Linked DNA regions of Homo sapiens: all the other regions are linked to region 3. The links are chromatin loops, found by intact Hi-C in ENCODE. Cell type or tissue: MCF 10A. All regions are shown on one strand. Each heading gives the region's core, and the rest is flanking DNA. Links, peaks and the distances in the headings are about the cores only.

What was found. A loop is a pair of places that touch in the nucleus more often than their neighbours do. Peaks named below come from ENCODE experiments on the same cell type or tissue, not always from the same donor. Only the 100,000 strongest peaks of a DNase experiment are listed, where the experiment ranks them.
Region 1: it touches region 3 in a loop (15-fold over the local background); 109 of 110 quality-filtered maps call a loop at or near these places.
Region 2: a loop joins it to region 3, with 4 times the contacts of the local background. A loop is called at or near these places in 4 of 110 quality-filtered maps.
Region 4: a loop joins it to region 3, with 8 times the contacts of the local background. A loop is called at or near these places in 28 of 110 quality-filtered maps.
Region 5: it touches region 3 in a loop (5-fold over the local background); 18 of 110 quality-filtered maps call a loop at or near these places.

Annotation. Positions count from the first base shown.
Region 1 is chr6:39,300,814-39,307,270 of GRCh38, forward strand. KCNK17 (potassium two pore domain channel subfamily K member 17) reads right to left here. Exons shown (of 5, transcript NM_031460.4): 3 at 3,682-3,842; 4 at 3,144-3,318. Among named protein-coding and RNA genes, the nearest start is that of KCNK17, 10 kb to the right of the region's middle. RefSeq lists silencers at 972-1,071, 3,065-3,224 and an enhancer at 2,212-2,511. In MCF 10A, for the core only: CTCF peaks have their summits at 1,019 and 2,550 (motif pointing left); a DNase peak (open chromatin) is centred at 2,528.
Region 2 is chr6:39,026,773-39,033,137 of GRCh38, forward strand. DNAH8 (dynein axonemal heavy chain 8) reads left to right here. Exons shown (of 93, transcript NM_001206927.2): 93 at 3,333-4,020. The coding sequence ends at 3,620. Among named protein-coding and RNA genes, the nearest start is that of GLP1R, 19 kb to the right of the region's middle. In MCF 10A, for the core only: a CTCF peak has its summit at 2,843; no DNase peak of the experiment used is centred there.
Region 3 is chr6:39,162,985-39,169,441 of GRCh38, forward strand. No RefSeq gene overlaps it. Among named protein-coding and RNA genes, the nearest start is that of SAYSD1, 51 kb to the left of the region's middle. In MCF 10A, for the core only: a CTCF peak has its summit at 3,618 (motif pointing right); a DNase peak (open chromatin) is centred at 3,607.
Region 4 is chr6:38,869,942-38,874,941 of GRCh38, forward strand. DNAH8 (dynein axonemal heavy chain 8) reads left to right here. Exons shown (of 93, transcript NM_001206927.2): 49 at 460-621; 50 at 2,595-2,841; 51 at 2,965-3,206; 52 at 3,295-3,435. Among named protein-coding and RNA genes, the nearest start is that of DNAH8-AS1, 81 kb to the right of the region's middle. In MCF 10A, for the core only: CTCF peaks have their summits at 2,214 and 2,416; a DNase peak (open chromatin) is centred at 2,240.
Region 5 is chr6:38,971,299-38,976,298 of GRCh38, forward strand. DNAH8 (dynein axonemal heavy chain 8) reads left to right here. Exons shown (of 93, transcript NM_001206927.2): 83 at 294-367; 84 at 2,363-2,515; 85 at 3,076-3,231. Among named protein-coding and RNA genes, the nearest start is that of DNAH8-AS1, 21 kb to the left of the region's middle. In MCF 10A, for the core only: a CTCF peak has its summit at 2,092; a DNase peak (open chromatin) is centred at 2,063.

The DNA.
Region 1 (6,457 bases), core at 662-5,661, 140 kb after region 3:
TTTTCCATTTTTCTTGGCCTGGTTACCTTCCCTCATCCTGCAGACCTCAGTTCAGACATCACTCCCTACAGACCACGTTGGGTTCCTCTGTTACACGTGCTGCTTTCATGGCCTATGTGTGTCTGCTGGGAAAGTTACTTCCTCATCTGTAAAATGGAGACAGTAAGAGTCCTCCTCCTATGACTGTTGGGAGGATCACATGGGCTGATGCAGCTCAAGTGCTCAGAATGGTGCCTGGTACATAACAGGTGCCCAAGATCTATAGGTGGTTGCTTGTTTCACTCACCATCGGACACCCCCAACGAAGTTGGTGCTGGGTAAGTATAGCTGAGGGAGGGGACTGATGGGAGCTGCTGTGAGTCTTAGATAAATCTTGCCAAGGATTTGCCCTATCATTTAGTACCCTCCCTGGAGGTCTGTGCTGCCTCCCTCATCAGATTGGAATCATTCAAAGGGTAGAGCTCTCCCCTCCTATTCCTTCGTCATCCTTTTCTGTCTTTGCTCCCTGTACCATGCCTCTGTCTACTCCTCATCCTGTCCTGCTGGCCCCAAGACAGCCTCTCTCTCCAGGTCCCCCAAGGCTGGGCCCCTCTCTAGGACCCCCACATGGGGATGAGGCTGCCACCTGGGAGCTGACCTGTGCTGCCTGGCAGGAGCTGGGATTGGATTAGGCTGATTGGGTTATGGGGCTATGATTCCGCTGATGGTCCTAAATGAGATCAGGCACTGAGCCGGCTCTCTGGCCCTGCCACCCGCCAGCTTGGCTTGCTCCTGGTGACAGAGGGGAGGAGGCGCTCTTCTCCGTTTTTATTTCATTTTTTTAAGCTGAAATCATAAGTGGCAGGAGACCTGGCAGCTGGCAAGGCGCTCAACTGAGCTGCAAATGCAATTGGGAGGCGCCAGGCTATGGGGCTGGGGAGGAGTAGCCGGATGGGACCTGGGGGCGGCTCTGGCCACAGCCTTCAGGCAGAGGAGTGGCTGTGAAGACAGCGCCTCTTGTGGCTGCTGATGCAGGGATGTGAACACCCAGTAGCCAACTGGTGGACCTCAGTATCCCCATCCAAGAAAGGGGTTGTCCCTGTTACTGGAGGACAAGGAGACCTGAGAGGTTTGAGGAATAGGCATGGAAGACTCTGAAACATGGGTGGTGTGAAGGGCCCAGGCTTGGGAGTTTATCCTAGATTTGCCCTGACTTACTTGCTCTATGACCTTATGCAACTCCCTTCCCTCCTCCAGGCCTCAGTGTCTCCATCTGTATAAGGAAGATCCCCTGCAGGTGAAGCAGTTGGGGCTCTTATTGTGGTGACCTGCTACGAGGCACTGCCATGACTGCAGAGGGGCCCAGGAGGTAGCAAGTCTCCATAGATGTGGTGAAGGGAGAAGCTCTGCCAACTGCAGTGGCCGCTGGGCAGGAGTGTTCTTGCCCATCCTTGCCCCAGGCCTGGGCAGTCCCTCTGGGCTTAAAGTTTGGACTAGATCTCCTCAGTCAGATTGTATTGGTAGGAGGGGGGTTACAGAATTTGGACTAGATCTCCTCAGTCAGATTGTATTGGTAGGAGGGGGGTTACAGATTTTGGACTTTATCCTAAAACTATGGGAAAACAATGAAGTTCTTCAGAGGAGCTGGGCAGGTGACATCATAGCCTTTGTAATTTTTAAAGGTCATAAGAGCCAACAGGGGACAAGGAGAGAAGCTGCACAAGTCCCTGGGTGCCATCCTTATTATGCTCTGTGTAAGTAGCAAAACTATAGGATTGTGCAGTGCCCAACCTGTGCAGCTATATGCAACAACCCTGCCTGAACTAGGGAAATGGCAGTGGAAATAGAGAAGAAATGACAGATCTAAGAATCATACTCTGAGCTGCGAGGGTGCAGGTATGGCCCTTGGAGCTACTGGGCTCAGCTGTCCTGGGACATATCTCTCTACTCTGAGGGTAAAGGTGGGAACATGACCCAGTTGGAAGAAATCTTCCCAAGAATTTCCTTCCAGAGCAACAGACCTCCCAGGATGAGGGAGATCCAGAAGGGGGCAGTGTGAGGCCCCAACACCTGACCCCTCTTCCTGGGGACCTTGCAAACAGAGGCTAGAAGGCACTGAGGGGCTCTAGGGATTGCCTCATTTTATAGGCAGGAACACTGAGGCCCAGAGAGGAGACATTTTAGGTGGCCTGGAAACAGTATGAATTTTGGAGTCAAATAGATCAGGATTCACATCTTACTAGCTGTGCAGTCTCAGGCAGATGGCTCAGCCTCTCTGAGCTTCAGCTTCCTCCTCAGTAAAATGGGGGTGACAATTGTTGCTGTAGGTTGCCTGAGGAGTTAGCTGAAACTAACTTCATTCTTCCAGGCTGGGTTCTGTCGCTGAAGAAGTGAAGAAGGGCAAGGCCTCCTCCCCACATTAGGGTCTGGGATCAGAGGGAGTGCATGAAGCCGCTTGAGGCTGGCGCGGTAGTGGTGCCAGCGGCACCTTCAGGGACAGGAAGGGGCGGTGATGAGGCTGAGCTGGGGCGCAGCCACTCCGCCACGGCACAGAATGTCCCTCCACTGCCACCTGCTGGGCATCGGACTCAGCCTGATTATGCAAGGCTGGTGGCTTCTAGGGCCCTTGTCTTGCCTAGGTTGGGTTGTGCCACTGATTAAACCCACCCTGGGTCCACTGACCATGAGGCCCTTTCTTGCTGGCACTCAGAATCTGCCTGCCAACTGTTTTCCCACAGGGCTCTGGGGAGGCTGGGGTTCCAGGAGTCTCCCGGACCCTACTGTCTGATCCCCGGGTACTGTGATCTCCAGCCCCAGAGAAGTGGGACAGATTGGCCTTCCATAGGGAGAGAGTGAAGTGGGGAAGGGAGACCCTGGGGCAAGCATGGACCCCGGAGGGAGGCGGGGACTCCCGTCATGTGGAGAGCTCTAAGCACAATAGGTGGGCCCGCGGACGTGTTGGACCTCTCCGCGTTGGTCAAGAAGGGCCAGAGTGACCTCAGACCCGTCACACAACAAAAGCGGGTAGGACAGTGTCTCCGGATTTTGGGCCCAAAAGCCCCCACATGGCGTGCACACAGCAGGTGCGCCAGCTGCGGGAGCAGATGAGTGAGAGGTATAGGCAGCCGAATGTCCCCGCCAGCCCAACCGCCAGGAACTCTCACCAATCACGTAGTCGCCGAAGCCCACGGTGCTGAGGGTGATGAAGGCGAAGTAGAAGCCCTCTGTGTAGCTCCAGCCCTCCATGTGGGAGAAGAGCAGCGGTGGCAGCAGCAGGAAGAGCAGGAGGCCCGAGAGGAGGGCGCCAGAGCCCGCCAGCCACCGCGCCTTGTCAGGATCCTGTGGGTGCAACATTGTCCCCAGGCCTCCTGAGGCCTTCACCCCATGCGTGGGAGCCGAGGGAGCTGGAGGCAGGCCAGAGCTGTCCCCAGTAAGAAGGGGGCTCTTCACCTGGTCTGTGTTCTCCAGGTTCCCTGCCTGGAGCCTGTGCCTCATGTCCTTCCTGTCTGCCCAGTCCCACCCCATCTCCACCATTAATGCCCTTTTTCACTAAGGACCCTATTCTGAGCAGTGACCCCCAATCCCAACACAACCTCACCAGTAACACTTGCTCCCACCTCTTGTCATTAGTAACCCCAATTCCCACCACAGCCCCTCATTCTAGAAGTGACCCATCCCCACCCCGTCCAGCAGCCCCCTCACCTGCCAGGTGCCCCCCAGCCTGCTGGCCCAGTGGTTTACTCCCTGCTGCATGAGATGCCCCAGTCGGTTGAGCACCACGAGGTTGAGTGGGATCCCCACAAGGGCAAAGAAGATGCAGAAGAGGCGGGCAGCCATCGTGTTGGGGCTCAGGTTGCCATAGCCTGAGGTGAGAGGGGGCACTCAGGGGACATTTCCAGCCCAGCCCTGTCCACTCACCACCACAGCCCCACTCCTGGGCCCAACCCCCAGGGCCCTCATTCTAACCCACTGTAGATGTGGGCAGCTGATACTTACCAAGGCCCTCCTTTTCTGTGCTGGGCACTGTGCAGGGCACCCTGTACATTCATTCCCTCAGTTCACCCTCGAAACCACCCTTCCAAATCAGAATTATGTGCCATATTTTACAGGCTGGAGAAGCTCTAGGAGGCTAAGCTGCATGCATGAGCTCAAACCCACCAAATGTGAGTCTCCTCTTCCTCTCTTCATGTCCTCCCTCTCTGGATGGGCAGATGGATGCTGGAGGGGGCAGAGCCTCCAGCTGTTGCACTCTTAGGATCTACTGCACCATTCAGGCTGAGGCCATGCTGTCTCCACACTGCTCCCAGCCATGCTTGGGCACAGTGGGGCACTGAAGCTGGCCATCCCTGCCCAGTGTGGCACTCCTCTTTCAACCTTTGCTCTGGGATCCCCATGGCCTGGCCCAGACTTTCTGACAGCTGCAATGCAGAGAGCAGCTCTTCCCACACCAGTCTCCTTCCTTCCCTCTCTCCTTTCATAGGTATCAGGCCTGCTTGCAGTCTGAGGCTTTTGACATTAATTCCTGCTCCTTCTCTTTTATCCTTCAAAGGCTCCCCTCAATATATCTCTTGCGCATCTAATTCTGTCTTGATATCTGATTCCTGGAGGACCCAAACTAGCACAACGGGGCTCCCTCATAAAGCTCAGTGGGAGGGAGGGACAGACAGTAAGTCATCAGCTGCCTAGGGGAGGAGGTAGAAGTTGGGGGGGTGGTCTCTGATCCTCAAGATAGGGAGAGGGGAAGCTAGGGGAGGAAAAGATGTTCATAAAAGATTCTATCCATCTGGACATTCTTTTCTCCTCCAGCTCTGCCTCCACCCTTCTTGATCACCACCACTGTCTTGTCTTATTAAAATGCAAAACTGATTAGATCATCATTGAGGTTATAACCCTTCTTCAGTCTCCTGTCTGCTGGGGAAAGTCCAAGCTCTTGCCCAGCCTTTCTCTGAGACTCGTCTGGTGCCCCCGCTTCCCCAGCTCTAGCCACATTGCTGGCCTGCAGAACTCTCCAGGTCCACTCGTGCCTCTGCACCTTTGACCACAATGCTTCCTCTATGAAGAGAGTCTCTCCTCTTTACCCACATAAATATAAATGACCCTTCCAGTCCTCGACTCTCCAGTGCAGCTGCTCCTCATCCAGGGCCCCCTCCAGCACTCTCCCTTGCACTGTGTGAGAAAGATTTGTTTCCATGTCTGCCTCTTCCAAGTATATCAAGTATATGCTCTGAGCCCCTCAAGAGCAGGGACTGGGTCTTTTTTTTTTTTTTTTGAGACGTAGTTTCGCTCTCTTGCCCAGGCTGGAGTGCACTGGCACAATCTTGGCTCACTGCAAACTCCGCCTCCTGGGTTCAAGCTATTCTCCTGCCTCAGCCTCCCGAGTAGCTGGGATTACAGGCATGTGCCACCACGCCCAGCTAATTTTTGTATTTTTAGTAGAGACGGGGTTTTGCCATGTTGGCCAGGCTGGTCTCGAGCTCCTGACCTCAGGCGATCTGCCCGCCTTGGCCTACCAAAGTGCTGGGATTACAGGCGTGAGCCACCGCACCCGGCCTGGGACTGGTTCTTAATCACCATATTCTCAGCAACTGGCAAAGGATCTGACCCTTAATAGGTGCTCTTCACTACATATGTGTTGAATGCATAAAGAATGAGTGAATGAATGAATGAGGAAATACAAAAGTGAATGTGTAAGTAAATGAACAAATGCCTCTCATTTTGCCTCCTAGCACTGCCTAACATTCTTGCTTGCCCAGATGGGGTCACTGTGCCCACACACCCTAAACTCGTCTGTACTATATTGAAACCAATGTTTACATCCACCCCCACCTTACTGAGGGGTCCCAAGAGAGGTCAAACTATGTACAAGTACAGAGCATGTGCTTTGGAGTCTGCTGCACCTCCTAGGTTTGGATCCCAGCTCAGCTCCTTGCAGGCTGTGGGACCTTGGGCAAGTGGCTCGATCTTTCTTTCTTTGTTTTTTTTTTTTTTTTTGTGACAGAGTCTTGCTCTGTGGCCAGGCTGGAGTGCAGTGGCGCGATCTCGGCTCATTGCAACCTCTGACTCCCTGGTTTCAGCGATTATCCTGCCTCAGCCTCCCGAGTAGCTGGGATTACAGACACATGCCACCACACCCAGCTAATTTTGCATTTTTAGTAAAGATGGGGTTTCACCATGTTGGCCAGGATGGTCTCAATCTCCTGACCTTGTGATCTGCCTGCCTTGGCCTCCCAAAGTGCTGGGATTACAGGTGTGAGCCACCGTGCCCAGCTTGCTTGCTTCCTTCCTTCCTTCCTTCTGTCCTTCCTCTCTCTCTCTTTCTTTTGGCTTGACCTTTCTGAATGCTGCTTCCTCCTGTAAAATGGGGATGCTGACATCCACCTACAGTGGGGGGTAATGATGAAATGAGGAATGGAGGTACACTGTAGAAGGGAATGTGAGCTTGCAAGCATCTGGTATATACAAGGTGCTAAATGTTTGT
Region 2 (6,365 bases), core at 1-5,000, 140 kb before region 3:
TGCAGTGAGGGTTCCCTCCATCATAGCCAGAAGACATCAGTGCCAAAGCCTCCCCCATCTGCCAGAGTGGAAGATTAATGACAAGGTCTAATGAGCTCTTAGAACTCCGTAGACTACATTTCTACAAAATTACAAGTTACACTTGTGTTTGCTAAAAAGGCTTTTTGGCCAAGTGCGGTGGCTCATGCCTATAATCCTAGCACTTTGGGAGGCTGAGGCAGGAGGATTGCTTGAGCCCAGGAGTTCAAGACCAGCCTAGGCAACACTGGGAGACCCTGTCTCCACCATAAACAAACAAACAAACAAACAAAAACTAGCCAGTCGTGATGGCACACATCTGTAGTCCCAGCTATTTGGGAGGATGAGGTGGGAGGATTGCTTGAGCCCCGGAGGTTGAGGCTGCAATAAGCAGTGATCACACCACCAGACTCCAGCCTGGGTGACAGAGTGAGACCCTGTCTTAATAAATAAATAAATAAATAAGGCTTTTCTACACATCTCCAGCTACTGCTGTGGGCTACTCACAGATTCTACTGTAGGCAGCAGAGCAGTGCTGAGGGCAGCAGAGATGAAGGGGACTAGCAGGTTGGAGCCAGGGGCCAGTTCCAGGGGTGTCCCCTTTGAGTGGAAAGGAACATGGCTGGGGGGAAGAGCCCCCACTTCCTGGACACTGATCTGCTCAATGAATGTGGGAAAATTCTTTAACTTTTTTGAGTCTTCACATCTTCATCTGCAAAATGAGCATGATAATTCAACCTTATTAAAGGAGTTGTGGCCAGGCACGGTGGCTCACGCCTGTAATCCCAGCACTTTGGGAGGCCAAGGCGGGAGGATCACTTGAGGTCAGGAGTGTGAGACCAGCCTGGCCAATATGGTGAAACCCGTCTCTACTAAAAATACAAAACTTAGCCTGGGGTGGTGGCAGGCTGTAATGTCCCAGCTACTTGGGAGGCTGAGGTGGGAAGATTGCTTGAATACAGGAGGCGGAGGTTGCGGTGAACTGAGATCCCGCCACTGCACTCCAGCCTGGGTGACAGAGCGAGACTCTGTCTCAAATAAATAAATAAATAAAATTTTAAAAAAGGTAGTTGTGAAGATTTAAATGTGATCATTTAGGTGTGGTGCTGGACCCCATGTAGACTCTCAGTAAATCAGTCTCCCTTTCCCTTTCTCTGATTTTCATTCCCTCATTTGTCAAGTAAGGGGGCTGGACCAGATGATTTCCAAGTTCTAGCCAAGTTCCCTGCCACCTTATAACGAGGGCCACGTTTCCTTCAGTTTCCAGTATTATCTTCCACATTCCTGTCTGAGGCCTCACCAGAAGCACCTTAACCTCCAGGTTCCCACCAACAATCTCTTTTAGGCAGTTTCAAAATTCCTCCAGCCTCTCCCCATTATGCAATTCCAGAATACCTTCCACATCTGTAGGCATTTGTTACCACAGCATCCTGCTTCCTGGAATCAAAATCTGTGTTCCTTTCCAAAGGCTGTCATAACAAAGTATCATTACCTTGGGTGGCTAAAAACAACAGAGATCTATTCTCTCATTGCTTAGGAGGCCAGAAGTCAAATCAGGGTAGGGTTGGTTTCTACTGGAGGCCCCAAGGGAAAATCTTGTTCTAAGCTTCTCTCTTCGCCTCTGGTGGTTACTGACAATCTTTGGCTTTCCTTCATCATTACAATCTCTGCCTCCATTCTCACATTCATCTGTATAAGTATATATATCTCTGTGTCCTCTCCTCTTCTTATAAAGTTACCAGTCACATTGGATTTAGGACCTACCTTAATTCAGTATGTCCTTATCTAAACAATGTGTGCAAAGTCCCTATTTCCAAATAATTACATTCTAAGGTTCTGGGTGGACATGAAGTTTTGGGTGACACTATTCTATCTACCACACCTTCTCACTGACTTTTTAAAGTTCTGAGGCTGAAAGCACCCTGGAGAGGGATACAATTTACCATATGATGGCTTTTAAGTGGTCCCATTATTCATGTAGTTGATTGTCACCCACTGAGTTAATGATGGTAACCATATGTCCTGATTTTCTGGGACTGCCCATGGTTTTACTGTCAAATCATGTGCCTCCGTTTTTGGTTCAAAAAACACAGTCCTCACACGGTGAGCCCCCACAGGGGGATTCCAGAAACACTTTGCAATGAATCTTACTGTCTTTCGTTCTAATCAGCATTTACTTCCCTGATCCGATCCTCACTGGAGATGGAAAAACGGTCACCATCCTCTACATTTACCTATTTGGTGAGCTGGCATGATTGTTGGAGCCTCCCCTGTGATTCTCCTTCAGCCTTTCTTTTTTTAGTGAATATACTGCCTACAGGATCCAGTTTAAACTCTTCAGCTTAGCACCCAGATCCTTCCACAGTCAACCCCTGACTTCTTTTACAACCATCGAGCCCTCTGATAAAGGAAATACTGGGGCTTTTCCGGCTCGCCCTGCCTTTCTTTGTAGTGTTACTTCTGCCTGTGATGCCTACGCTCTCTCCTCTGTCTTTCCAAACACAGCCCCCTGCTGCAAGCCCATCAAGGCCCATCAAGGCCATCCCCTCTACAGAGGCTCCTGAGCACTCCAGCCACAGGGACCTTGCCTCAGAATTCACCGCCCTCACCCCCAGAACAGTTCACCGGGCACCACCAGTAACAAGTGTGTGCTGCTATTCAATTCTTATCTTTAAAAAATTTTTCTGCACCTATGCATCTTATCTCCCTGATTTAATGATGAGGAACCCCAGGGTAGGGCCTATTGTATGAGAGAGACACTGGGGAGGGTGGCCAGATGCTGCCCTGGCCATGATTCCCCTGGCTCTACCATGCCTGGCCTCTGGGGGCGCTCTGACTCTCCCGCTAGCTGGGCCTGGCTGTGGAAACCTCACTTCATCCTGTGACTGAGATGAAGTTGAGACACAGGTTGGTTGGCCGGGGGCAGGCTGAGATCCCACCTGACAGCAGCTCTAGATCCTGTTCCATGCTCCCACCTTCCACCAACTCAAACCAGACCTCTCAGAGACTTTCACCTCCCTATAGAGGTGATCTGGTGCTACCGGCTAAGCCTGTTGCTCAGGGAGGCCACCCCACACTTAAATAACTAATAACAAACACGAACATCTCTACAGCACTCATAGCCTCAACACAGGCTGCAGGAGAAAACTGGGCTCAGTATTTCACGAATGCAATGTACCCGGTGGTGCTTTCTCCCTTTGGTAGTGTTTTAAGACTGGTGTGTGTTTTATTTCCAAACTGACAGCCTTTATGACTAATTTTGCAGCACCTAGTTTAAAAAATAAATCCTATTACCTTATGCTTGACTCTTCCAGGAAGGTGTGTATATTTATGGGCTCTACATGGATGGAGCAGCCTGGGACAGACGGAATGGGAAGCTCATGGAATCCACCCCCAAGGTACTCTTCACGCAGTTACCCGTGCTCCACATCTTTGCCATTAACTCCACGGCACCCAAGGACCCCAAGCTGTATGTGTGTCCTATTTACAAGAAACCCAGGCGAACTGATTTGACCTTCATCACTGTGGTATATTTACGAACAGTGTTGTCCCCGGATCACTGGATCCTGAGAGGAGTGGCCCTTTTGTGTGACATCAAGTAAGTTCATTTCCATCTGCTCAGGGCACCAGAACCCACATAGACAGCCTGTGCTATTGAGGGACTCAGTGATGTGTGTGTCTTTTCTCCCCAGTAATTCCTTAATTACTCTTTCTACATTAAAAAGTTGATGTTCTAAAATTGCTAGTGCGTGTGTGTTTTCCTCACATATCAATATTCAAAAAGATAACTCTAAATGAATGTTTTTTATTCTGGGAAATCATATTTCACTATAATTACTTTTTAAAGATAAAACCCTGTTTGGATGTTAGAACACTTTGGAAGCTCTGAATTTTAAAAATTTGAAAGTGTTGATATGTGACATCCTAAAAAGAGCCTAGTAGTTGTAAACTTTTCCCTCAAGTAGGTACCAATTTCCCTTGAATAAAATCTAGCCATGTCTATGTCTGTGCTAACGTGTTATCTTTTGTTCTTTTGAGTTTGGTGTTCTGAACTCTGTGCTTCTGAAATGGAAACTGAAGAGACCCAGCCAGTACTCCTCAGTAGTACAGCTGTTCAGTATGAAGTGTTTAAGACAGAAAATCCTCTGGGATGGCCGTTCCTGTGATTTATTTTAATTTTATTTTATGTTGTTTTATTTTAATTTTTACTGCTTTTGAGGCCCAGAGAACTTAGACTCTCCAGCTTTCCCTCCCAACTCCAATTCTGCAGGAGATAATGAAACACATTTCTAGGCAGCAAATGGAGAAGGGAAAAACAAACCCTATCAAATGAAATTAGGTTACATGCTGAATGTCTTAAAAAGCAAAGTCTTTAAAAAGTGAAGCTATTTCTTATTCTGTAGCTAGTCTAAAACTCAGTTTGAACCTTGATTTCCTGCTAAAGGAAACTGTCAATTTAACAAAACAGATGGGGTCCTATACTGAATGCTCATGCGGCTTCAGGACAGTGAAGAAGTGTCTCTACCAGTCTTCTCATCTAGAATCCTTGTGCCTGCCCACAGCTAAATGCATGAGCTTCATTCCTTCATCTATTCTGAAGGAGGGAATGTTTCAAGTTGCCTTGTTTCCCTCTCATCCTTCTGCCACCTTGATCAGAGATGCTGATGACAAACAAAACCAGGCAACCAAGCAATAGCCCAGGTAAGGTTTACAGAAAAGACCCCAGAGAAAACTCTGCCACAGTCTAGTGTACTTTCAAACAGTAGAAAACACATTATGAAATGCAAATTGTAGCAGTGGCCTCTGGTATTTTCCTGATATTGATTCAATGTCAAAACCATAGAACTTTAAAAAAATAAAGGCAGTTTTAAAAATAAAGTAGCCAACCCCTGGCTCAAGTGTTTTAGCACTTTCCTTGGCCGATACATACACTAAAGTAAGGATGGCATTCTTGAGAAAGAATATCCTCCTGAACTGAGGCTAGAATTTGGAAGCACCTGTCAGTCTGGGTGGACACAGAGAAAGTTAAACACCATGACATTATAGCAAACCAAGCTGCATGTTCCAAAATCAAACACACATGTTTTATTGATAGCCCTGTCCAGCTGCTAAAACAATTGAAGGCAAATGGAAAGTCGAAACCCCTGGATATCACGATAGGTTTTCCAAGAATAATAATTATGTTCAGTTTCCTCTAATGACTTGAATGTCTCGTGGAAAACTGGGAATAGAGGTGAAGAAGGTGTAAATCTGGCAAAGATCATTGATCAGACCAGTTAAAGTCACACATGTGCCATTTCCTGGGCACTCTCTGCTGTTGCTGGTTACTTTGGACTATGTCAACACAGAAGAGAGAGAGAGATGGGCATTAAGGTCCGGCAAGGATGGGCACCAGGCACCTGGGCAGGGCCTCAAAATGGTCTTCTTTCTGGTCAGTGCTTCTCAGCTGTCCCTAGTTCTGCCAGGGTCCAGTTCTGCTTTCTTTCTCTAGGCCCAGTAAATGGTTTCCTTGGACATTTTAATTGACATTAATTGAACTTCCATAAGCACATAACCATTTTCTCTGCAAAATTGTTGCTCTTTCACTAATTACATAATTTGCCCCACTTGAGTGAGGGAGACCTGGTGTGCACAAAGGAGCAAAGGATAGAGGACGAAATGATTAAGCCAATGAAGCTGAGAGAGAAGGAAAGTAATTGTTCTTCTTCCTTGGAATCAATCCACATCTTCTTATTTTGCTCTTGGCAAAATGAGCAATGAGATTTATACCTTCCTTGATTCAAAATGTTCCTTTAGTTTGGACTTTGCATAAAAATAAGACCAAAAGAAACGTGCAGAGAGATACATCATCCTAAAGGGATTGGTCTTGTGGGTGATGTTGCATGAATGAGCCACCATCTCTGCCACCAGAGACCTCAGATGAATAGGGGACTCACCGTAACTGGAGGCGCAAGGTGACTCAGGGCCATGGGTGAAGTTCAAAGGAATGGTGAAGGAAACTCAGGATTGAGGATGAACTTGAAGATAAGGTAGCATTTCAATTGGGTCTTGAACTTTTCATAGATATTACCAACACAGTAGATGGGTATGTTCAAAGGAAAGGAGCAGCATGAGAGAGAGAACAGTCTAAAGGTGGGAAACCTCATGGAACATCCAGAGACAGAAGATGGAGCCTTCAAAGAGTTTCCATTGCCTGGAATGTACTCTCCAAATACCAAAGCCTTCTAGGAGCTGGCCTCAAACAAAATTTCTGCTTTATCACCCATCCCATCTCTCAACTTGCTCAATTGCTTCTGCTACTCTGACTGTCTGATATTCTCTGAAAAAATCACACACATTTTTACCAT
Region 3 (6,457 bases), core at 743-5,742:
AGGCAGATTACTTGAGGTCAGGAGTGAGAGACCAACTTGGCCAACATGGTGAAACCCCGTCTCTACTAAAAATACAAAAATTAGCCAGGTGTGGTGGCACACGCCTGTAATCCCAGCTATTCGAGAGGCTGAGTCAGGAGAATTGCTTGAACCCAGGAGGCTAAGGTTGCAGTGAGCTGAGATCATGCCACTGCACTGCAGCCTGGGAGATAGAGCAAGATTCTGTCTCAAAATAATAATAATAATAATAATAATAATAAAATAATAAATAATAGAAGTAGCAATAAAAAAGGACAAACTGCAGATGCATGTAACAACTTGGATGGATCTCAAAGGCATTATGCTGAGTCTCAAAAGATTACATACTGTGTGATTCCATTCATATGGCCTTCTGAAAAAGGTGGTAGGGACATGCACTAGGCTAAGTAATGCCCCAAAATGTATTACTGGAGTCTGTGAATGTTAACACATCTGGCAAAAAAGAATTTTGCAGGTGTGATTAAGTATCTGGAGATGGGTCTCTTAATCACAAGTGTCCTTATAAGACGGAGGCAGGAGATTTGACACAGAAGAATTGGTGATAGGAAGAGGGAACTGAGAGAGAGACTTGGAGATGCTAGCCATGGAGATTAGGCTAGTGTGCCCACAAGTCAAGGAATGCTGGCAGCCACCAGAAGCTGGAAGGGGCAAGGAATGGATTCTCCCCTAGAAATTTCAGTGTTGGAAATGTGGCCCTACCGACACCTTGATTGTGGCCCCATGATGTTGAAGTTGTACTTTGGGACTCCAGAACTTTGAGAGAATAAATCTCAGTTTTCGAAGCCACTAAATTTGTGGTAATTTGTTACCTCAGCCACAGGAAATGAATACAGGACAGAAAACAGATCAGTGGTTTCCAGGGCTTGGCACTCCCCAGGGTGCTGCCATGGTTCTGTAGCCTATTTGTAGTGGTGGTTACAAGAATCTAGGCATATGTCAAAATTCATAAAAATTAAACACCAAAAAACTGAATACTACTGTATTTAAAATTTTTAAAAATCAATCAATCAATCATTCAGGCCAAGTGCGGTGGCTCATGCCGGTAATCCCAGCACTTTGGGAGGCCGAGGTGGGCAGATCACTTGCGGTGAGAAGTTCGAGACCAGCCTGACCAATATAGTAAAACCCGTCTTTACTAAAAATACAAAAATTATCTAGGTGTAGTGGCAGGCGCCTGTAGTCTCAGCTACTCAAGAGGCTGAGGCAGGAGAATTGCTTGAACCCAGGAGGCAGAGGTTGCCATGAGCCGAGATCACACCACTGCACTCCAGCCTGGGTGACAGAGCATGACTCCATCTCAAAGAAAAAAAAATCAATCAATCAATAAAAACTTAAAATTAAAAAATCTATATACTGGGGTCTCAAAAGAAGAAGTGGTCCCAGCCTCCTCCAAGCTCTGAGAGGCCCTGGAAGAATGCTGAGGGGAAGCCAGGTCTCCAGCCCGTGTGACTCCAGGGCCATTACAGGAAGTGGAGAAAGGGATTGGTGTGAGGTGTGTGTGTGTGGAGGGGAGGAATCATCAAGCTGTCCTAGACACAGTGAACTTGAGGAGACCTAAGGCTTTCCAGGTGGTGATGTGGAAGGCAGTTGGAAACCATGTCTCTGGGAGAGGCAGAACAGTGTGTAGGAGACACGCGAGTGCACTGATTATGAGCATAGATTTTCACATAACGCAACGTATATGAGCTATGTGGCTTTGGCAAGTTACTTAGCCTCTCTGAACCTCAGTTTCATCTTCTTTAAAATGGGACAATCCTCAAGCAAGGATTCCATGAGGGAACGGCAGTAAACACTTAACCTTGTGCCTGCCACGTGATAGAGCAGGAAACATGAGCTGGGACAATTATTGTCAGGACAGTGATTGACCTCGAAGTGACTTAGAATTGGATTTGGGATCATTGCAGAGATTCAAGATGGATGCCACAGGAGTGGTGAGGGCCTGCAGAAGAGACTGAAGACTAGAGGGTGGAGGCAGAGCTGGAGATGAGGGGCTGCTCTGGAGGCAGGAGCACAGCCAGGTAGCTGAAAGAGGATGCAATGGTGTGTATTCGTTTGCTAGGGCAAACTAATATGTTTGCTGCCATAACACAGTACCACAAACTAGGTAGTTGAGAACAACAGAAATCTATCTCACAGTTCTGGAGGTCAGAAGTCTGAGATCAAGGTCCGTGGAGTTGGTTCTTTCCGGGGGCTCTGAGGGAGAAATCTGTCCTGTGCCTCTTCCAGTAGCTTCTAGGTGGTTCTGGGGTGCTGCTATAACAAATACTTAAAAATGCAGAGGTAGATTTGGAATTGGATAATGGGTGGAGGCTGAAAGCATTGGAAGGCGCATGACAGAAAAAGCCTAGATTACCCTCAAAGAGATTGTTGCTAGAAATATGAATATCTCTCTCTCTCTTTTTTTTTTAACCTTTGTGGAAACAGTCTCACTCTTGCCCAGGCTGGAGTGCAGTGGTGCGATCCGGCTCACTGCCACCTTCACTTCCTGGGTTCAAATGATTCTGGTGCCTCAGCCTCCCAAGTAGCTGGATTACAGGCACCCACTACCATGCCTGGCTAATTTTTCTTTTTCTTTTTCTTTTTTTTTTTTAGTAGAGATGAAGTTTCGCCATGTTGGCCAGGCTGGTCTCAAACTCCTGGCCTTGAGTGATCAGCCCATCTTGGCCTCCCAAAGTGCTGAGATTACAGATGTGAGCCATGGTGCCTGGCAGCAATATGAATGTTAAAGGTGCTTCCAGTGAGGTCTCAGACAGAAATGAAGAGCACGTTGAAAACTAGAGGAAAGGCGATCCTTGTTATATTACCTCAGAGCTGGGGGAGAATAAACCTGGTGGTCTCTGTGCATCAATTGTCCAGCAGACCTGAGGGCTCTAATGTCTGGCTATAGTATTGCACCATGGGGCCAGCATGAGGCTCAACAGAGGAGGACAGGAGGGACATGGTCCCAGCTCCTGGTGGGGAATTGCTGGGATCTGGGGAGCTTTGCAGACAAGATGAATTTCTTAAAGGCAAAGGGTGATGAATCCTGAGGGCCTGTCTCTGGGGTCCCTCAACTGCAAATTCCTTCTTCCCACTCTCCTCTTCACCTTTGTCTCCCACAAACTCCCCAGCGCTGCTTTCTCCTGGCAGAAGCCTTCCAGCCTCACCCCTCTCTGCCCAGGGCTTTTTGCAAAAGGTGTCTCACAAGCCCTCGCAACAGCTCCTGAGGCCTGTGGGATGGGAACTGTGAGTCTCATTTTATAAACAAGAACATGGAGGCTCAGAGAGGTTATCAGACTTATCCAAGTCACACAGCATGTTGAGGACAGCAGTATTCACGCCCTGGTCTCTATACTCCCAGGCCGGAGCTGGACACACCGCACCACGTGGCTTTGGTTTCTGATGGTTCTTGCTTTGGGAGCCTTGGCCTGAAGGAGAAAGGGAAGCCAGAGGCAGATTCCCTGAGTTATCTGGTTCTGATCCCAGCCAGAGAGCATCTGGCTTTGGGGGAGGTCTTCGTCCTCCAGGCACTTAGAGCATCCCCACTGCAGGGACAGGACGCTTCGGCTTTGCTGGCGGCATGACCACAAGGGGGCAGTGGCGCTGCATGTGACGATCTACGGGCGGGAGGGACTCGAGGTCTCCAGAGACGGGCAGGTGGCTCTGCTTCCCTGCGACACCCTCAGAGCCCCCAGCTGCCAGCATCCTGCCCAGACACCTCTCCTCCAATGAGCGCTCATCAGCCTTCAGAATACATAACTTTGACTCTCAATGGTCTCTTCTGGGTTTCCCTTAGCTGGGGCGGGGCTTGCTGCTGGAGAAGCCTCCATCTCCCACCACAAACTCCCACATTCAGCCCCGACTCGAAATTACTGGAGTCCCCTTCACTCCATGCTTCCTCCTCCTTCTCTCCCCTTCCTCGGGAGCTTAGAATTTGAAGAGGACAGCTCCTCCAGGTGTTCTCAAAGTGGGTTCCACAGAGCCTGTGAGATCCCTAAGGGAACCCCCTAGGAACGTGTGGGGAGCAAGGTGGGCTGGACAGGGACTTGGAACTGTTGGAAGAAGAGTCCAAAAGTCCATGCCCACACAACCGGCTGAGACTCTGTCACCCGTCCCACAGTCATTAACCAAGCACCTGCTATGGGCTGGGCATCTAGACACTCGGGAGACAACAGAGAGCAAAACAAAGATCCCAGCCTTTGAGAGACTTAAATGCCATGGGGAGTTCTGTTTGTTCTGCATCAAAGCAAAAATGATAAGAGAGATAATTTACAAACCCAGCACACATCACCTAATTGTATGGCTGCTGGGCCCAGGCAGCACCCTCCTTGTGATCTTTCTTTTCTTCTTATTCCTGGTCCTTCTCTTCCATCTTTCCTGGCTCCTGGACACCTCCTTCAAGGCAAGAGCTCATGACAGGCAAGAAGGGACCCACACAGGGCAAGGGATGAGTGGGGAGAGAGCTTGCCACATGGGGAAGGGCAGGAAGAGGGGATGCCAGAGGCCCCGCGGTAAAGCCCCTCGGCCCATCACTCAGCCCATGAATCTGGTGTGCTGGAGCCTGAGGAGTCAAGAAGAAGGACTGCTTGGCAGGGACGGCCTTAGTCCAGAGACCTCACACTCCAACCCTCTCTGCCCCACAGCAGCGGGAAGGGAAGAGTGAGGGAATGGGATGGAGGGGCAGCACTCAGTGGGCAGAGTCTGGGCAGACCTTGGGGAGTCCCAGAGTCATGTCTGTTAAGAAGATCCAAGCCAGACCTCCCTGAACTCCAGCCCAGAAACAGACTGCTGTTCCCTGAGTGTTTCTACAGAAGCTGCCGAAACTCAGGGAAAGTGAACTCATCCCACACGTGTGGGAGACACATATGCAGAGTACAAAACAGTCCTCAGGGGACCAGCTTCTCAGGGAGCCCCAGTCTGATGGAGACACAGCCCCGTCCTCAGGGAGCCCCAGTCTGAGGGGAGACACAGCTGCATCCTCAGGGAGCACCAGTCTGAGGGAGACACAGCCTCGTTCTCAGGGAGCCCCAGTCTGAGGGGAGACAGAGCCCCGAGCTCAGGGAGCCCCAGTCTGAGGGGAGACACAGCCCAGTCCTCAGGTAGCCCCAGTCTGAGGGGAGAAGCAGCCGCAGTCTGGAGTGGAGAGAGACTCCACCTCTAGCGTCTTGGATGGGCTATTCCTGTCCCTCCCTGCCGCTGTCTTTCTGCCTCTCTATTCCTTTTTCTCTCTCATGTAAGTGCATTCACACAAACACATCTACACACACACAACCATATGCAGACATTCAGAAAGAAGTCTTAAAAGCACTCAAGACTACATCTCAATATCTGCGAAGAGCATAGCTCAAACTCCAAGCACAAGACCAAACCCACCTCTCTGACTGTGTCGTGAGTCAGGAAAGTCCTTGAGGTTGAGCTGCCAAGAGTGAGGTCCAAGCCTCACTGGAACTCACGGGCTTTGAATCCTGTTGCACCCTCTGAGGGTTTGAGAGTGAGAGCCCTCACCTGCTGACCTATCCTCATCTGCATGGTAACTTTCTAGCTCTGATACTGGGTCAGACTGCAGAGGAAGCAGATCCTGAGGACTAGGAGCACTTAAAGTGACTGAGAACATCGAGGGATGGGGTGATGTGGGATAGTGAGGCTGACCACCCAGCTGTCCAAGCTCCCTATGGGAGGCCAGGCCAAGAAGTAAAGAATACCCCCGCCCTCGTACCTCCCTCACACACATGCTTGTCTTAACTCCCAGAGCCCTGGGCGCCAACAGGAGTTAGCACCCTCCAAGGTTCTGTCCCATGGTTCTTGTTTGGGCCTCTGTGCAGGGGGGGGTCAAGGGCCTGGGCAGGAGGGACCCTAAATGGGTTCTGGTCCAATAATATTTGGAAACTACCCTTTTTGTCACTTGCATGACCCTAGTCACTTTCTGTTGCAAGAAAAGGGACACCCCAATTCATTCATAAACATCATGGAAAGCAGAAGAATTAACACTGTTCAAATGAGAGGTGGAAGAAAGGAAGAATTCATGAGTGATCTAGGGACGTAGAGAAGCTCCGAAATCAACTTTTCTAGCACTCTTTAAACTCAAGACTGATTCCCTTCCTTGCAGTCTGGTCCAGAGGCAGAGGGATGAAACACTGACATCTCTAACTCCTAAGGCTCAAAGTGGCAAGATCACCTATCCCTCAGGGACAGTCACGCTGCCAGTGATGTGGAGCTCACTCTCTCTAAGCTCCCCTGGCTTTGCTAGACGGCCCTGTGTGGTGGGATTTGGAATGTGAGGCTGCTGGGACCCCTGTCCTCCACCTGGTCACAGGTGACTCTAGCAAAGAAGAAGGTGGCGTGCTGAGCCATGCGTTCCATTTTACAATGAGCCCCAGAGTCTTCCTGGCTGAGACTGGGAGCTCCTTCTTGAAAGACGGATTTCACAGATGAGATTTTG
Region 4 (5,000 bases), core at 1-5,000, 290 kb before region 3:
AAGAGGTTTGATGAACTCACAGTTCCACATGGCTGGGGAGGCCTCACAATCATGCTGGGAGGTGAATGAGGAGCAAAGTCACGTCTTTACATGGCGGCAGGCAAGAGAGCATGTGCAAGGGAACTCCCGTTTACAAAACCATCAGATCTTGTGAGACTTATTCACTATCATAAGAACAGCAGGGAAAGACTTGCCCCCATGATACAATTACCTCTCACTGGGTCCCTCCCACGACACGTGGGAGTTATGGGAGCTACGATTCCAGATGAGATTTGGGTAGGGACACAGCCAAACCATATCAGTGATATTCTGGAGAAAGTACTAGAGAATACAAGCCTGATTAGGAGAGTAATAAATGGTTCTCTGGGGATGAAGTGATAAGTACTATGCACATCCCAGCTAGCTGATAAATGTTTGTTGACTGAATGAGTAAATTTATTTTAAACTATGCCACCTTAGGTTGATGAAGATGAACCCCTGTTCCTCAGCTTAATCAATGACCTGTTCCCAGGACTGCAACTGGATAGTAATACTTATGCAGAACTGCAAAACGCAGTAGCCCATCAGGTTCAGATAGAGGGTTTGATTAACCATCCACCCTGGAACCTGAAACTCGTGCAGGTAAAGACATTTTAATCTATTATTAGTATAATGATAAGTATGTGTTAAACATTCCTGTCTGAATAGAAAAACTCATAGTTAGTCTTACTTGATGTAAATGTTAAATGAAAACATCATATATACATCATTGCAAAAAGAATACTTGGAAGGATGTGGTGGTCCTAGGAAGATAGTATGGATTTACCCTGCCTCACAGTAATCAAGCAGTAATTTACTGCAGTTTTTACTTATACCTGGTGACAATGTTGGGCGGAAATAGTAGGTTATAAAAACTCTAGGGGAACGGAACAACGCAGATGTCTTCTTGTGCCAATCTGATAGTACTGGCTGCAGCTGGGTGCCTCAGTGGAGTGCAGAGCCTGAGGAATCTGGGAGTGCTATTTTGCTCCTGCTTTGTGTGTGGACATGTTATATCCTTCACCTACACTAAAACCTGAATCTTTTGACTGCATATGTTGGTGTCTTTCTGTTCATCACATTTCATCCTTGTGACAACCATCTAACCACTTGATTGGATTACCAGTAGAATCAAGAACTTGTAGCAGAGACACAGGATTAAATCTCTATGAGCTTGATGCTTTGGGAATATTTTCCAGAGCTTTTGGAAAATTAAGGAGCTGAAATTGTGGACATTGTTGAAAACTGCATTTGAAATATTAATATAACGATTCTTATTTTAACTTACTGTTCTTGCCAGATTATAAGATGTGCAAGTATCTGAGATACATCCAAATCTTACAAAGAAATATGTGCATGGGGGAAAAGTCTTTTTCATCATTCATGTACTGGAAACCATTTTAAGAGTTTAAAAAATTTCTGGGAAAACATGATTTTATATATGATATGCATACAGTATACTGAGTTTTAAAATTCTTGCCATCTCAATGGGTGGCGACTAGAATTTTGGGTTCTTTGTTGATGTCAATAACATTGCTCTTGAACATGTCAGGAACAGTGCCTCTGTTGCTTTTAAACTATAGTTTACAATGGTAATACATTTCTGTCCAAAATGTTAGGAGAATAACTCACTCTCCCTCTGATCAGCTGTCAGACCTTTGACTTCTTAATTTTTTTAATGAGAAAACTGCAGACGGGATGTTATAGCAGCGGCTGTCCATGATCCTAGCATGTCTCCTCGAATCTCTTGTACCATTTCCACGTGCCCCTGCCCAGCTTCTGTGTGTTTTCGCTTCTAATAGCAAAAGGAGGCCTGGAGCCATTTTGTTGGCAGGCACAAAGAGTAGGTGCTGCACGGGAGTTTATTTCCCATCCACCCCCAAACAAACGTCTCTAAGAGTTGATGGAGTAGGAAAGTCAAGCTTGCCTGGTTCCAGGTGGAGCAATCTTTGAGGTGTAAGTTACACTCCAGTCTCCCGAGGGATCAGGCTCAAGTCTGTCCTCTACAGGGCTTTGTCCTCAATCACACCTTGCTTGGCTTCTTCCCATTCCTGTCCTGCTTTCCTCTTCTCTTACTGGTTTCTCCTGGGAGCACTACCTGAATAAATCACTTGCACAGGAATCCTCATTCATGATGTACTTCTGGGGAATTAGAAGGCCCCTTTGAAACGGATCTTCACTGTGATGCTCTGCGTTGCTGCTTTCCACCACTAAGGGGCGATATCATCACATTGGATGCCGAGAAAGTTTGCGCATGGAACAACTGCTGGTTATAGACCAACAAGCCAAAATCACAGGGAATCATCACGCAAGAAGCAAAAACTAGATGCTGAGTTAATTATTTCCAAAATGTAATTCAAGCTCCACATTGTTATTACTTTAGCACATATCGTTTTATAACGTGGTGCTCATTTGCTATGCACATCTAGTAAAACAACATTTTTTACAACTTAAAAATAGTGAACTAGTTACGTTAATGAAGAGCTTATTAAAGCCTTTAATCTTCAAGTAGCTACTATGAATGTCAGCAAGAGACTCATAAATTACATATTTTAATTTACTGGTTAATTGTGTAGTTATATGAGACGTCTTTGGTACGGCATGGCTTGATGACTCTTGGGCCCAGTGGTTCTGGAAAGACAACCGTTATCACGATTCTAATGAAGGCGCAAACAGAATGCGGAAGGCCTCATAGAGAAATGCGAATGAATCCAAAAGCCATTACTGCACCTCAGATGTTTGGCAGACTGGACACTGCTACCAATGACTGGACAGATGGGATTTTTTCTACTCTGTGGAGAAAAACATTAAAAGCTAAAAAAGGTATACACAAACCTCCTTTGTGATCATTTTTTCCCTGCTAGCGTATTAACACAGTATTTTTTTGATTTTTCCATTTTAATTACTTGCAAGTGAAAAGTGATTTTCTGTTTTAATTATTTTCAGGTGAAAACATTTTCCTCATTTTAGATGGTCCTGTGGATGCCATCTGGATTGAGAACTTAAATTCCGTTTTGGATGACAATAAAACTCTGACGTTAGCTAATGGAGATCGCATTCCCATGGCCCCTAGTTGTAAGCTTCTGTTTGAAGTCCACAATATCGAGAACGCCTCTCCTGCCACGGTTTCTAGGATGGGCATGGTCTATATCAGCAGCTCTGCTCTCAGCTGGAGGCCAATCTTACAGGTGGGGCAGAGAGATGGGAAGAAGAACCCTCAGAGTCTCTCCACGTTTCACTTTCTCAATAAACACAGATTCTGTTTCTTTGTTGCAGGCATGGTTGAAGAAACGCACTGCACAGGAAGCTGCTGTATTCCTGACACTGTATGAGAAAGTCTTTGAAGATACATACACATATATGAAGCTAAATCTCAATCCCAAAATGCAGCTCTTGGAGTGCAACTATATTGTGCAAGTAAGATTTTTTTTTGTACATTTACTACTTCGATTTTGATTTTTTTTTCACTCAGTTGCAGTTTACAGCCATCTGAAATAGAAAGTTCAGACAGTCCATAAAAATCATTTGATGATGTGGCTGTAAAAGCTCTGATAATTTTGATTTCTATTAAAGATCTTCTTAATGATCTTACTGTTTTCTCTATTATTTTCACTTCCCAGAGGGATGTTGTCAGAGGAAGGGGAATGAACTATCTTTCCCATTGTCAGGTTTAGTGACCTGTCCCATAAAGTGTGTATAATAATGACAGTCAATAAAATATAGTAATTAATTAAATTTTAAAATAAATAAAAAATAACACATACACCTACACACACACACACACACACACACACACACACACACACACACCCCTGCACTCCAGCTGGGGCGACAGAGTGAGACCCTGTCTCAAAATAAATAAATAAGTAAATAAAAATAAATAAAGTTGGTAGCTTCGTGGGAAAGAACAGAAAGGGGCCTGTTGCAATCAAGAAAACTTGGGAGGCAATTTTGGCTTTGGAAATTTAGCATATAACAGGTAAGGAAAATCTTTAAATAAAAATTATCTGACAAGTAGTTGTAGCATTGTTTTTTCCCTTTCTTCCTTCCTTTCCTCTTTCTTTCCCTTTTTCTTTTCTTTTCTTTCTTTCTTTCTTTCTTTCTTTCTTTTTCTTTCTTTCTTTCTTTCTTTCTTTCTCTTTCTCCTTCCTTCCTTCCTCCTTCTCTCTTTCTTTCTTTCTCTTTCTCCTTCCTTCCTTCCTCCTTCTCTCTTTCTTTCTTTCTCTCTCTCTTTCTTTCTCTCTTTCTTTCTTTCTCTCTCGCTCTCTCTTTCTCCCCTCCCTCCCCTTCCCTTCCCTTCCCTTCCCTCCCCTTCCCTCCCCTCCCCTCCCCTCCCCTCCCCTCCCCTCCCCTTCCCTTCCCTTCCCTCCCTCTCTCTCTCTTCTTTTCTTTTCCTTTCTTTTCTTTCCTTTTCTTTCTTTTCTTTCAACAAGGTCTTGCCTGTTGCCCAGGCTGGAGTGTAGTGGTGCAATCAATCATAACTCACTGCAACCTTGAAGTCCTGGGCTCGAGCTGTCCTCCTGCCTTAGCCTTTGAAGTTGTTGGGGCTACAGGCACACACCACCATGCCCAGCTAATTTTTAGATTTTTTATAGAGACAGGGTCTCTGTATGTTGCCCAGGCTGGTCTAGGCTCCTGGACTCAAGCAGTCCTCCTGCCTCAGCCTCCTAAAGTGCTAGGATTGCAGGCATGAGCCACCATGCCCAGCCAGCATTCTTTATTTCCTACTCGGTTTTCCTTATTAGTCTTTGAGTTAAAACAGAATTAATCATAGATCTTCAAGGGCTCTCCTAATTCTGATCTATAGGTGATCTCTCCTTACACATTCTAGAGCTTCAATTCTCAGTTAAGAGAGTCAGTCATTTGTGGGTAGGTTAGAAACAATATATAAGGCCGAAATCAGTGAATTATTTAGTAATTACTTTAAAATGGATCATAGAAGACAATATTTTATTTTGAAGTAATTTTGTTTTGAAAGACCG
Region 5 (5,000 bases), core at 1-5,000, 190 kb before region 3:
GTTCCTCATTGTCTCCAAAGAATCTCAAACTCTCTAAAAGCCCACCATACGTGCCTTTTTCTCTCCCTTCCTGACCCCCAACCCACGCTTTTCCGGGTGGTGCCTCCAGGTCTCTGCTCCATGCATTTCTCTGATCCACACAACCAAAGGCCAGGCCTGTTTGAACAGCAAAGATTTTTTTTTTTTTTTAGAAACAATAGAAGGAGGCTATAATCATTCAGAAATTAATTTTTCATTCTAATCCTGCTGTAAGAGTTGTGTTTCATCATAGTGAACTTTCTCCTATGTTACAGAATGTAGAACTATCTCAATGGGGCAAGGACAAGAAGTACATGCTCGAAAGCTGATTCAGATGTCAATGCAGCAGGTATGTGACAAGAGACTGCTCCTGCTGCAACATTATTGCTAGAAACCCCACAATCATGGATGTTACCACATTCTTCTCGTGATGCTCAATCCTGGTTTTTCCATTTTTGTTTATCATTACCTGTGAATTTTAAACCTCAGTCTAGTTTCCTCCTGATATTCGCATGGAAAGCTTATTCCATTTTCTATAGTATATGCTCCATTTTACCTTCACCAATTTTTTGTTCGTTTTATGATTTGGGAGACACACCTTCTGATTTCTAAGAATGCATCTCTAGCAGTCTTGGAATTTCATGATCAATATGAATAGGTAGTACTTAAGGAGTGACAGATTGAGACAGTTAAATTTCCATTTTCAGTTAAAGGCAGACTTTCATTTTTCATTAACGGATCATTTCAGGCAAAGAAGGAATATTTAAGGATGCTATGTTTAAATACTGATAATGGTTTTCACTAATAATTGCAAGCTGAATGGAGTGTTGAGAGAGATTTCCCATCACACCTAATAAATACACAGGACATTAATTTTCTAGAAATGCTCTGTAGATAGCCATTTCAGCTGTAATAAGAAATTATACCATTTATAAAAATAAAATAAGATATTGGTTTATTTTTAAGCTTTTGATCTCAGAATGTCTGTACAAACTTTGGTGCAGCTTTTCCCTGGGAATTAATGACTAGAGAGGGTTAATGGGCTAAAACTCTGTTGGGTCATCAACTTTTCCAGCTAGTCATTAATTCTCAAATGCCCTAAGCCTCAATCTTTATCACTTAATTAAATTCAATAATTTATTTAATTTATACATGTATATCTCAAAGCAATTATACATAATTATTTTTACTCGGATCAAATGTTTCACTCTATTGAGTGATTTGACAGTTTAACTTTGGGCCTTAAATAATTTCTTTAGTTTCTGTGGGTGCAAAACTTTAATTTAAATACGGTGTTCATGTTAACTGTCTTTGGAATACTAGCCTTTATAACTTCCATGGTCTGTTTGTCAAAGTGGGGTAAGTATTGATTATATGGCATAATCAGAAAAGAAAACCAGACATGAGCAGGTGCAGCCATGTTGCCGCCTTGAGGGACACCATGTTTAGCATAAAGCTGGCATTGTGGAACACAGAGTGGGGAACCAGAAAGTAAGTGGGTCCATGATGACACAAACTAATCCTGAATGCTGTTTTCCTCTGAAACCCCAGTTGTATAGACGGCACATCCCCTTTACTAGTTAAGCCGGTGTGAGTTGTATTTTCGCTTACAGTTGAGACATGGTATATATGCCTTGCCATATATTTATCATGCTCACTATTTTGTAGTTTTATGTAGTTCAAGATAGCTGATTCCTGTATAAAGGTATTAAAATGTCTAGTAAAGAAACTATGTTCTCACAGGGCAGTGATGGTTTTGTGACATATTGTTTAAGGTAGTTTGTTTAATCAAGTATTTATTTAGAAAGTGCTTAATAAGTTATGTGGTTTCAGGAAAGTGTGGAGAGTGATGATAAAGAATAAAGCTTAGCATTATGGTAGTAAATGTCACCAAACGTATTGTCTCCAGCTTTCATGAGATCATGTGTATCTTTCTTTGTAACTATGAATAACTGTGAACCAGTCTTCTGGGTTTTGGGGGTGAGTCAGTTCTGATTTACCTTAGGCAGGACAACTTGTTACTGATTCCAAAATACCCGTTCCCACCATTAGATGGTGCACACACTGTACTTACACAAGTCTGCCTTCAAGTTTTAATTTCTGTTCCTTTCTGAACCAGGGGTGGCAGAATACAATCATTTTGAACCCACTTGATTCTAAGTAATTAGCTTGTACCAATTACTTGTACCATAGCAGGAGAAATGATTGTATTGACATATAATTTTTAAAAATGTGTTCAAAACAGAGTATTCACATGGTTTTTAAAAAAAGTGCACATTTTGTTTTATTAAAATCATAGCAAAAAGGTTACAAGAAATAAATATGAACTTATTTTTGGATACAGGGTGGTTGGGTATTACTACAAAATTGCCACCTTGGCCTGGAATTCATGGAAGAATTACTAGAGACGCTAATTACCACTGAAGCCAGTGATGATTCTTTCCGAGTATGGATAACTACGGAGCCCCATGATCGATTTCCAATTACATTGCTTCAGGTTTGTTACTAAACGTCTTTTCATCGAGAGTCATAGTAATAAAGATGACATCATTGACATTGTTGAAAGATGGGAACACAACAGGGCTTTTTGGTCCTGTAGGGTCTGGACTGCAAGATCTTATACTATAATACTATAATCATCAAAATCTTGACATCAAGGTTAGACTGTAGTAAATATTTCCATAGAAGAGCTCTAAGACTTAGTACTAATTTATTGAGTTTCAGCTCTGATCAATGTACTTAGTTTATACAATGCTGAACTTTGCCCCCACTTTATGTACCATAAGCATATTGTTTTCTGATATACAGGTTGAGCATCCTAAATCTGAAAATCGAAACCCGAAATGCTCCAAAATCTGAAACATTCTCAATGCCAATAGAATGCTCAAAGGCAATGCTCATATAACAATTTAATGCTAATATTCCAAAATCTGAAATTCAAAACACTTCCAGTCCCAAGCATTTCAGATAAAGGATATTCAGCCTAATATTGTAATTTCTATTTTATTCTTTATAGTAATTTATAGAAACAAAAGCACTGTTTTCTTTTCATGACAGACCTCTCTCAAATTCACTAATGAGCCACCCCAAGGTGTACGCGCAGGTTTGAAAAGAACATTTGCTGGAATTAATCAAGACCTTCTGGACATCAGTAATTTACCCATGTGGAAGCCGATGCTTTACACAGTAGCATTTTTACACTCCACTGTGCAGGTAACTGCAGAAAGCAGTTTTCACATTTAGGAGATGGCCAGTGGTGTGCTGAGGCCCCATTGGAGAGGCTTCCAGGAGGGTGCTATCCGTTGCCGCTCTGTCTCCTTACTCTCTTTTCCTTCATAGCACTTTCCCCACCTGGTATAGTGTATATTTGTTTATGTATTTTGTGTGTGCCCCCTGCCCCAACCCCCAACCCTGACTATTGGAATGTAAGATTCTCCAGGGTGAAGACTGTCTTTTCGTAACTGCTGACTCTCCTACTGTCACAACAGCACGCAGGGGATTGTCAGAGCTCAATAAATATTTGTAGAATGAGCTAATGGATTATAAAGATAGGAGCTTGGTTTTGAAAGTGCCTGTGCTGGCCAAGAATTTTATGTGCACCATCTCCTGTAATACTAACAACCACATTTCAAGATAGGATTATCACCATCCCAAAGATGTTAAGTACTCTTCAAATGTGGTTGCTAGGATTGGCTGAACTAGGATTGGCTGGCTCTGATTTATGTATTGTTTTGACTCTATTTATTACCTGATAGTAAAAGTGGTGGTGATGTTGGAGGAGGAGGAGGAACAGCAGCTCCCTGTCTTTCTCAAGTCATTTGCTGTTTGCTTTTACAGTCTTAGTACTGACGCAGTAATTTAATAATTTTATGATTACCAAGCAACTTGTCTGTTACGATTTTTTAAATTATTGTTAGTGTTTTGTTCTGCATCTGAATTTTATATTTTGTTCTGTAATTCAAAAGCTATACATTTTCAATGCACTGGATCCATTCCTTGATTTCACAGAGAATTGAAGAGATTCCTTTAAGCCCTACCTGGAGTTCTTTCTTTCCTGGGGTTGGGGTGAAGGACAAAATAAATCAGTTGGTCTATCCCAGGAGTCAGGCTTTTAGCTGTGTACAGTGATGGGCAGAACTTCACATTACCTCTCCCTGCCCTGTCCAAAGATGGAGGGGAACTTAATGCTCATCCCAGAAAATACTGTGTGTATTTACCCCTAATTCATTATCCCTACCACTTTACTAGGTTCCTGGCTGCCCAGGAGAGGGATGTGGTGTTTGTCTGCCTCCCAACACTGAGAAAGTTAAAATCAGATTAAATGCTTTGCTGGTGGTTATCTTTACTAAGTTCCATTGTGGCCTTTGGATTGTCAATTACAGCTTTCAAGTCACAGAAGCCTATTTCATACATTCTTATCTGGGAATTGTTCGCTTTGCTAGACCTTATCACATCCTAATACAAATATTGCTTTAACTCTGCTATTTCATTCCCAATTCACAAATAATATTTTATGATTGTGTTCCCAGTAGTGATGATTCAACTCTTCCACTGTGCTTATCATGGAGAGCTGGTTGGGGGTATTTGCCATATGGTTAATGTGGCAACCTGTGTTTTTAGTGGCCATTATCCAAGTGCTAAAGGGAAGAAGAGCAACAGGACCATGGTCCAGCCATGGGGCTAAAGTGCCCTTGCACTTAACACCACATGTGTTTGGGTTAAAACGGAGGAAAAATATTTTCACTGCTAGGGCGGTGAAGTTACCAGTGGAGTGTCCAGGAATAAAAGGCTGAATATCTCTTAAAATCAAATAATAGAGGGCTAGAAATAACACTTCACTAAGAGTCAGGAGGCCTGGACTTTCGTGCTTGCTGTGAAATCAGTTAGCTGAAAGCAGTTAGTTGATCAAGTTATGTCTCTCTCAGGGCTTCTGTTTCCCCATCTGTGCAGTTAGAGGCAGAAGTAGGTGATCTTTCAAGGTT